Linked DNA regions of Homo sapiens: region 2 is linked to region 1. A link is a contact called in ENCODE Hi-C or POLR2A ChIA-PET data. All regions are on one chromosome and are shown on one strand. Each heading gives the region's core, a stretch centred on a gene start or an enhancer-like site at or near the end of the contact. The rest is flanking DNA. Distances are from core to core; before and after follow the strand shown. Region 1 overlaps YY1-DT (YY1 divergent transcript). Region 2 holds the start of DEGS2 (delta 4-desaturase, sphingolipid 2).

What was found. Hi-C counts contacts between places; a loop is a spot of excess contacts on that map. ChIA-PET counts read pairs that join two places held with the same protein, here RNA polymerase II (POLR2A). Pooled maps may share reads with other maps.
Region 2: a map of B cell shows a loop between it and region 1 (13-fold over the local background). The contact joins the promoter of DEGS2 here to the enhancer-like site in region 1. A Hi-C loop is called at or near these places in 2 of 168 maps with a recorded cell type or tissue (B cell and endothelial cell of umbilical vein), 7 of 37 single-sample maps with no recorded cell type and 9 of 50 pooled maps. POLR2A ChIA-PET finds 5 or more read pairs at or near these places in 13 of 52 experiments (A673, BJ, CD4-positive, alpha-beta T cell and 7 more).

What each region holds. Positions count from the first base shown.
Region 1 is chr14:100,211,484-100,216,195 of GRCh38, forward strand. The region is part of intron 1 of YY1-DT (YY1 divergent transcript); the gene reads right to left. Among named protein-coding and RNA genes, the nearest start is that of YY1-DT, 25 kb to the right of the region's middle. RefSeq lists enhancers at 2,260-2,760, 3,438-3,487 and a silencer at 2,498-3,217. Within about 2 kb of position 2,613, at least 36 of the 41 ENCODE cell types and tissues checked have a DNase peak (open chromatin) inside an H3K27ac peak, as active enhancers do; they include A673, B cell, CD4-positive, alpha-beta T cell and 2 more, where a contact is called at or near this core.
Region 2 is chr14:100,156,760-100,161,471 of GRCh38, forward strand. It overlaps DEGS2 (delta 4-desaturase, sphingolipid 2), which reads right to left and starts at 2,886. Exons shown (of 3, transcript NM_206918.3): 1 at 2,747-2,886. The coding sequence starts at 2,828. LOC124903380 (a long non-coding RNA gene) reads left to right here and starts at 3,278. Exons shown (of 2, transcript XR_007064330.1): 1 at 3,278-3,372; 2 at 4,549-4,712. RefSeq lists silencers at 2,673-2,732, 2,833-3,232.

The DNA of each region.
Region 1 (4,712 bases), core at 1,363-3,862:
CCACACAGTGCTAGAGTATCCAAAGGCCTCCGTGGCTCCCCCCGTACGCGCCCTCCTGCCCGCCAGCCCCAGGTGCCTCAGCCTGGTGCCTCAGGCTCTTCCCAGTGCCCCAGGCTCTTCCCAGTGTCCCAGGTGTCCTGCCCCAGCCCAGGTGTCCAGGCTCAGTTGTCATTCTTCCTCCAGCTCTGAGGCACCAGGCAGCCTCACTCCTCTACTCCCAATCCAGTCTCCACTTCTGTGTCCAGGTCGTGTCCTCTGCCTGGGGTGTCCTCCCTTCTCCCATCACTACCTTTCGCACCCGAGGTCTGGAGGCTCCCAGCCATGGACTGTGCTCCAGGATCCTCTCCGCAGGAAACCAGTTCACGGTTCTCTCAACTTTACCTGCATGGGTAGAAGAAACTTAACAACCACCTCCTGGTTTTGTGGCTGACTGGTTTCGTGTGCTGTACCGGAGGCTCCTAAGGGCCGAGCTCCCCAAGCTGAGCTCAGTTGTCCAAATGGGACTTGCAGGTTCACCCCTCGGGCCTTTGGACTACAGTGTCCTCCTACTCCCTTCCATCCTCTCCTGCATACAGGTAATTCCTACTGACCTTTAGGCCTCACCCAAGCAGCACCTCCTCCGTGAAGCCCTCCCAGCCTGCCCCAGTGGTCCTGCCCTCTCCTTCCCCCCTCCAACTCACACTCCTGGTGCCCCCACCATGCTGGGAGCATCGAGACAGTGGCTGCTTCTCAATCCCCTGCATCACCAAGTCTCCCTTGGCTGGGGTGACCACGGGTGCACAGGGTGAATGAAATCAGAAGTGTATTTGGTTTTTGTCTTAATGATGACTTAACCATTTTAAGAAGTGTTATCACTCAAAGTAGAGTTCCCTCCAGAGGGCATGGGCTTATTCTCACATGTGGCCAACTCTCCCATCACCTTGGCCTCTGCAGAGGCCCTTTGAGCTGATGTACCGGATAGCAGTGTGGCCAGGGCAGGCTGGATGGAATCCCTCATGCACCACTTGCCAGCTCCCAGACCAAGGGAGCCAGCCTTGACCTTTCCCAGGGCCAGGTTCCCCACTGGTGAAATGGGATCTTAGGACACGACCTGTGAGAAGGTATGCAAGACCCCCCTCAGGAGCCTGGTCGGAAGGGCTGGTGACACAGCCTTTGCTGTTGCCAGGGGAGGGTGCCCAAAGATGAGTCAGGCGGCTGCTGACTGCAAGATGCTTAGAAAACATGGTGGGCATGACCTTTTCCATCCATCCATCCATCCATCCATCCATCCATCCATCCATCCATCCAATAAACATGCGTTGAGCACCAGTATTGAAATGGGCCCTAGGGATGGAGCAGCCCCAGCCCAGGCCTTGCCTAGCTCAGCCCAGCAGGAGGCCAGGCCTGAACACAAACCCCTGAGATCAACACACAGGCTCTGTGTGGAGCTGGGAAGATACTAGACAGCAAGAGAAGAGAGGAAACCCCATGCTGGGGGTGGCATGGGGTAGGGTATTTTCAAGGAGACAGGAGGTTGGGGTGGCAGAGGGGGCAGGGGGATGGGAAGGCCCAGCAGAGGGAACAGCATGTGCAAAGGCCCAGAGTATGAAAACTGGCTCTGTGCTTCTCTTTAGGCAAACACCGGGGTCAGGGAGGCTCTTCCTCTCTGCCCCTCCCACTGAGCTCTTCACACCCCGTCACATGGGTGGGGGTTCTTAACCTGGGATCCACAGAGAGAGGGGAGGGGAAGGGAGGTCAGAGGATAGAAGCCAGGGGGCTTCTGAATTTGGGTTGAAGGAATGTATGCGATCTCATTTTCACCCACCTCTGATATTAAAATTCCCACAGTAGTAGGTGTTAGCTGTCCCTGTGACTTTGTCACCAAGAGAAACCCAGATATATTCATATCACATTTCAGCTGTTGCAGAAATCTCTAAATATCATTTATACTCACTGGTATTTCAAAATCATGGTGAATATTAGACTTGCAACTTTAGTCTTGTTATTTAATGTGTGAGTAAAATACATTATTACATGTGTGTTAAGAATTTTATTAACTGTTACTGTATTTCTTTTCTCTCTTTCCTTCTGCAAGTCTCACTCTGTCGCCTAGGCTGGAGTGAAGTGGCACCCATCTCGGCTCACTGCAGCCTTGACTTCCCAGGCTTAAGGGATCCTCCTGCCTCAGCTCCCGAGTAGCTGGGCCCTCAGATGTGCTCCACCACGCCCGGCTAATTAAAAAAAAAAGTTTTTGTAGAGACGGTCTCACTATGTTGGCCAGGCTGGTCTCCAACTCCTAGGCTCAAGCGATCCTCCCGCCTCGGCCTCCCAAATTGTTGGGAAAACCGGCGTGAGCCCCGCGACCAGCCAACTATTTACCATAGTAGCCTTCCTTCCTAATCTTGTTATTTTATTCATCTAAAAATATTTTGAGAGGGGCTTTGTAGGCTTCCCCAGGCTGCGTCAGGGTCGGGATCTAGAGCGAGGACCAGGCTGGGGCGAGGGCGCCGTGTTCTCAACTGCAGGGCCTGAAGCGGGGCGGGAGGGTAAGGGCGCACACTACCCAGGCAGGGACAGGGACCCCGCAGAGCCTGCCAAGGGGCAGCCACGCGGCCCACGGAGCCGGAGATGAGGGAGGAGCCTGGCCCGCGCCCGGCCCCCGCTCGGGTCGGTGTAGCCCAGCCCCAGCCTCCCAACTGCTGAGGATGAGAGCAGGGCCGCGGCCTTCGCCCGGCGCAGCGCCTGCGTTCCCGCCGCCCTTCCCAGTGCCGCGAGGAAGCTGCGGCAGGAAGAAGGGCGGAGGTGCCCCGGGCGCCTGAGACGCCCGGCAATGGCCCCGCTACTCTCGCCGCGCACACGCAAAGCCGCTTCCCAGGCAGTTGCGGCGTTCGGGGCCCGCTTCCTCTCGGGCCGGGCCTTCGCCGGCCGCCTGCCCGTACAGGTGTCCCCCGGCTCCGTGACTGCGACTCTCCCAGCGGAGAGGGTCTCCCAGGAAGCAGGGGCGAGGAGCCCTCGAAGGTCTCGGGCGGCAGCGGCTCTCGGCGCAGAGGGCGGAGGGTACGACCGCGACACAGGCGGGGCGGCAGCTAGCTCGCGAGGTGCACCCGGCACAGGCCCCGCCCCGCGCTTCCGGCTCTCAGGGCCCTCGTGCCCCGCCCCGCCCTCCTCCCCGGGGCCCCTCGTCCCCCGCGCCCGCCTAGCCCCGCCCCGGCTGTGCTGGATCCTCGACGCCCATCGCCAGGGGTGGAATCCCAGCCCCGCCTAACACAGGTGGAAAGAGGCGCAGAGAGGCCTAGTGACGAGCTGGGATCACAGGGAGTTGATGGCAGCGCCGGGAGAGCCCAGGCTCCGAACTCCCGGGCTGGGTTCTGCCCCTACAGCCCGAAAAGAAAGCAAGGGAGCCGGTGAGGGTGACACCCAGATAGGGGCGAGATGCACATTTCGTGTTCCCAAGGTGGTGTCTGTAGTAAGATAAGTGAAACTCGAGGCCCAAACGAGGACAGAGCTCAACACACATTCTATTTTTTCAAGAAGGCAGGGAGGCTCCGAGTCAACCTGCTGAGTCAAAATCCAGACCCCAAGCATTCCTAAGCCGGGCCAGCTTCAGCCTCAGTGCCCCACGCCTCGGTTTCCTTATCCGTAAATTAGCGTAGTGTGTAGCTTGTACTTACTCAGGTAGATAATTATACGCCTTTTTAAAGCGGAGAAGAGAAGAAATGCTCTCATCCATTAGCAGTGGGATTCTGGGTGATTAAAACTCGTTTTTCAGTGCTCACCTGTCGAGTGAAAGCTGTCTTATTTCCACTCACTGGAGAGCTCTGGAGACTGGAAGCTGTGAGTCTTGGTTACTGATGTATTCCAGCTCCATATGGTGCCTGGTGCTTCGTATGTTTTGTTGACCGAATAAGCAAGTAACTGGAAGCATATACCCATCCTCTCGGATCACTCACTTGGGTAGGGAGTGATTATAATTCTACCCCAGAGCGGTCTTGATCATACGTGGAAATTGGGAGCTATAGGAGACAGGGCCCTGCAGTTAAAGGGAAGGGCAGGCTTCCCGGAAGAAGTGGCCCTAGTGGCAGGAGGAGTCTGGATGGGCCACACGTGGGCGGAGGCTCCAGCACAGGAGGCCCAGGCGTGCCTCCAGTTCAGCAGGACACAGCAGAAGGGTAGGATAGGCAAGTGGTTTGGCCACAGGTGAGGGCCCTGAGTCTGACAGTAAATCTACATTTTATCAGGGGACAGTGGGGACCGGTGGAGAGAGCTGGGAACAGGAAGACTGGCTGGGGAGGAGGCCTGGGGCAGTGCTCCTTAGGGTGCCACTATGGTCCACCGGTGAGGTGGTCTGGTCTGGAAGGATGGGAGGTTCATGAAAGACCAAGTTAATCAGGAGTCGACCTTCCTGCAGAGCAAACTCCAGGCCCAGATGGCATCCTCCGTGAGTTTTAATATACATGTATGGAACAAAGAGTTCCGCTTTTATACAAACTCAGAACACAGAAAAAGAGGGGACTGCCCAACTGGTTCGGTGAGGCAATGATAACCTTGACACCAACACCTAATAAGGGAAATATGAAAAAGAAAAAGGACAGGGCAATCTCATTCATGAAAAATAGACACAAAAATCCTACACGAGTAACAAACTGAATCTGGCAGCTTCTAAAAAAGACAATACAACACAGTCAAGCCTGTTTCTCTCAGGAGCGCAGGGTCCGTCAGCATTGGAAAACTCA
Region 2 (4,712 bases), core at 1,636-4,135, 54 kb before region 1:
ACTGAACTGAGCGAGCAAGGCTAAGCAAGACAGAGCCTGGCAGAGCAGGGAGGAGGGACATTCACCTGGGGGAACAGCTTGTGCCGGGGAGGGAGGGAATGGCACATTCCAAATTTATTAGCTGAAAACAACAGGTGGAAAGGAAGCCCCTGCTTCCGCCCTGCAGGAAAGGGAGCGTGGACCAAGCTGGAGGGCCCGCCCTGAGGACTTGTGCTCCCCAAGCCCTGGCCCCAGGTGCCTCTCCCTTTTCCAAGTCTTTCAACCTTCCTAGCCACCACCTCCAGAAAGCCTCCTGGATTGGTTCCAGGGCCTGTGGCTTCCCTCTTTAGAGAGAGCTCCTTCCCCACGTCCTGGAGGGCCAGGTACCACCTCGGGCACCTTCCCAGCTGAGATATCATCTCATCCTCACACCTACTCTGCCTGGTAGGACGACTGCCCGTTTTGCAGATTGGGAAAGTGAGGCCACAGCCCAGAGTGTCTGGATCCCTCCAGGTGGCCCTGAGGTAGGCCCAGCTCCTATTCTATGGATATGAGCTCCTAGGGACCAGGACACTGGCTGCCATGTGCCTCTTGCCTTTTCCACATGGTGCCAGATACCCAATGAGTCCTGTGAAGTGAAGCTGGGGATAGCCAGGGGAGGGGACAGAAATGCAAACAGGGCCAAGGAGGCCCCTGCTCCAGCCTCAGCCCCACCTCAGACCTGCTGAGGGGCAGTAGCCAGGACACCTGCCCTGTTCACATGATGAGCAGGGAGGGAGGGTCAGATGACCCCCAAGGTTCCTCCCAGCCCTCCCCAGGAGTTCCACAGCATACGGGAGGCAGCTACCACTGCTGGGACCAGACGATGCTGGGCTGCAGCTCACCTCCCAGGAGAAACCACAGCAGTCACAAACCCACATAGAGGCTTCCAGCTCCTGAGGCCCCAGTTACCCCGGGATGCAGTCACAGGCTAGCCACCCAATGTATCTTGGGTTTCAAACATTTAAAAGTCATGGTATCTCAGTATGCTGCCATGGGATTAAAAAAAGAGGAAGAAAGAAAAAGTTGGCTGGGCGCAGTGGCTCACACCTGTAATCCCAACAGTTTGGGAGGCAGAGGCGGGTGAATCACCTGAGGTCAGGAGTTTGAGACCAGCCTAGCCAACATGGTGAAACCCCATCTCTACTACAAATACAAAATTAGCCGGGTGTGGTGGCGGGTGCCTGTAATCCCAGCTACTCAGAAGGCTGAGGCAGGAGAATCGCTTGAACCTGGGAGGCGGAGGTTGCGGTGAGTGGAGATCGCATCACTGCACTCCGGTCTGGGCGACAGAGCAAGACTTCCTCTCAAAAAAAAAAAAAAAAAAAAAAAAAGTTGTTCAGGCCAGGCGTGGTGGCTCATGGCCCATGCCTGTAGTCCCAACACTTTGGGAGGCTGAGATGGGTGGATCCCTCGAGCTCGGAAGTTTGAGACCAGCCTGGGCAACATGGCAAGACCCTGTTTCTAGTAAAAATACAAAAAAAATAGCCGGGCATAGTGGTACACACCTGCAGTCTCAACTACTCAGGAGGCTGAGGTAGGAGGATCAGTTGAGCCCAGTGGGGAGAGGTTGCAGTGAGCTAAGATCGCGCCTAGCCAACATGGTGAAACTCCATCTCACTACAAATACAAAAATTAGCCGGGTGTGGTGGCAGGTGCCTGTAATCCCAGCTACTCAGAAGGCTGAGGCAGGAGAATCGCTTGAACCTGGGAGGCGGGGGTCGCAGTGAGCCGAGATCGCGAGACTCTGTCTCTAAATAAATAAATTAATTAAATTAAATAAAACGCCCGATTAAAATGTGAAACCTCCATCAAATAAGTGCAAATTAAAGCCACAGTGAAATGGTATTGTTTCCCCAATCTGACTGAAGATTACAAAGTGTGGCAACGCGCGGTGCTGACTTAGGCAGGGCGGGAGGGGCGGGCCTGTCTCAGCCTGTGGCGATTTGGTGGCATCTGGCAAAAGCCACTCTCCAGACGCAGGCCCTTTAACCCCGTAAGCCCGGGCCAAGGACGACTCACCGGGGCCACCTTGCTTGTGGGTGGGATGGGGCCTCTGGCATGAACGAGAGTGACTCCGAGTGGGTAAAGATGCCCTCCTCGCAGAGGACACGAAGCAACAAGGAAAACAGCCACCACGTAATAAGCGACATGCCAGAATAGAAGGATTCTTTAGTACAATCTTTGCTTTTTTCAAAGAAAACACGCGCGCCTCTCATTCGCGTTTGCTCCCTTCCCGGCGCTCATCCGCCCTGAACTCCAGCCTGGGGCGCCCGTGGCCGCGAGACCCAGGGGCTCTGAGCGCAGCAGGCGCCCAGTGACTGCGGGTGGAGGCCCCGCGTCGCGCAAGCTGCCTCCGCGCCAGGGAGCGCGTGCGCCTCGTAGCGCGTCCCGGGGCCGCCCCTGCGCCCTCGCGTCCCAGCATCCCAGAGCCCCGGCCCTGGCCCCGGGAGTGGCTCGCGAGGAACAGCTGGGACGCGCTCCCTGGCGCTCGGACCCGTACTGGGGTCCTCGGAATCCTCAGGTCCCAGGGAGTTTCAGACCCGGCCAGGGTGGGGGACCCTCGGGGAGCCGGCCGGGGACCCCAGGGAGGGGAGCGGCAATGGCGGAACGCCCACTGGAATTTGGGCCAGAGCTGGAGCGGCCCGTCTGGGCTCGACCCCACGACGCGACTCCAGACGGGCCAACGGGGCGGTCCCCACCGGGGTGGGCCCCGCGCGGCGCTCACCCAGTATCTCCTTGCGCCGCTGCGTGTGCGGCTGGTCGGTGTAGACCCACTCGAAGTCGCTGCGGCTCGCGCTGTTGCCCATGGTGGGGCGGGAGGCGCCGTTCGGAGCGCGGCCGGCTCGGCTCTGCTGCACCTGTCGCGGCGGCCGCGGCGCGGAACCAGCTCTGATTAGGGCGGGGGCGGGGTCCCGGCGGGGCGGGGCCAGGTGCGCCAGGCTTGGGGCGGGGCACCTCTGGCTGGGCGGGGCGGCCGGGCCCCGGCGCTCTCCAGACCCCGGCGGGTAGCTGGCGCTTTGGGAACCTCAGTTGCCTCGGTTGGAAATGGGGCTCCCCGGCAGGACCGAGGTGGCCGCGTGCCATCTGCGCGAGTCCCTGGGTCCCTCGATGCGCGGGGGCGACTGCTGCCACCGCGGCCTCCCACCGGCTCTGCGCGCCCCGCCCACCCGCGGGCAGCCGTCGGGTTTTTACCCCGGCCCGTTCTCTCCGCAGCCCCGACCCGCTCGCGGGCACGCCCCTGTGGCTCGCGCCGCCCCTGCCCCAAGGAGGAGCGGCTGGCAGGATAGGGGGACTGCGGAGGATCGGCGTGGAATGGATGCGACGGTGCCAGTAAACAGGCGCCGAGGAAAGGTTGGTGCAGCAATCCTCCCTTCCTCCACCCGGCCCTTTCACCAATAATGCAAAGGGGAGATAATGCGTCTGCAGCAACCTCACAGGGATGAGTCAGACCCACTCCTGCCTTCAGGGAACTTGAGTTCTGGATGGGGACACAGGTACAGAAGTGGCTGTTATGATTCAGGGTGATACGTGCCATGACACAGGTAGGCCCTGAAGCAGCTAGGATCCAATAGAAGGAACTTTTGCATTGGGCCTTGAGGGGTGGGTAGGAGTTCAACAGCTAGAAAAGGGAAAGGCATTGGTGCTAGGGGGAACAGCAGATGCAAACGCTTGGAAACAAGGCAGAACCTGAATGTTCTCAAATGGAAAGTCTAGTTTTGGGGAGGTAAGGGCACAGGGCCCCTCATCTTCACCCTCTCAGTGATGCCTCTGTTCCTTCTCCCACTCCCTTGGAGTTTTGGAGGGTGGACCTGCTGTGCCTGTGGGCCAGAGCCTGGCCTCGGCTGGCAGTTGCCTGGGAGCTGACTGACACATCAGCCAGCGCTGCCACAGGCTCGCACATAGTGAGGGCGTGCTTCTGTGCGTCCCATGGAAGTCCATGGCCCGGGGTTTGGTACACTTGGCAGGCCTTCCTTAGCTCAGGGCCAAAGGCAGTCCTGAGTGAGCCAGGAAGGAAGGCATGGGTGTCCTGCAGCCGCCAGCCACCATCCCCTGAATTAGCCATGGGAAAGGTGGACACAGAGGCCAGATTTTCCATCAGCAGGGGGACCCACATGCCACCATGGCCATCACCCCTTGCCACACCCAGGAGGCCTCCCGGCCCAGCTTGCACCCTTGGGAGAAGACTCATTGCTCCCAGGGCAGCCTGCTCTGTTCCCAGCCAGAAGGGTCCTCAGAAGTCATCCCACCAGCCATCACTTTACAGATCAGGAGACTGAGGCCCAGAGATGAGGAGCGCCTTGCCTGAGGCACAGAGGAATTAACAGCAAGGCTGGGGCATGACTTTGGCCCCTGACCTTTGAATTAAAAAGCTTCCAAAATCAGAGCCTTCGCCCCTGTGTTGAACTCCGTGAGATCTGCCGCCCTGAGCCCCAGCTCCACCCTCAGGACAACACCAAGCCTGCCAGTTCCCTCTGCCCCAGGCCACCGCCTATCCAGAGGAAACTCACCAAGGCCCTCATTTTCCAGATGAGGAAACTGAGGCCAGAGAGGGGACAAGTCAGAGGACATGCTGAAGAAGACCTGGGAGTGGAACAGACACCCAGGATGCATGAAATCAAGTCTGATGCCCTTGCCAAGTGCTCCCCAAGTCCCTGGGGAGCCAGAAACCCAGCTTCACGGTGTTGACGAGC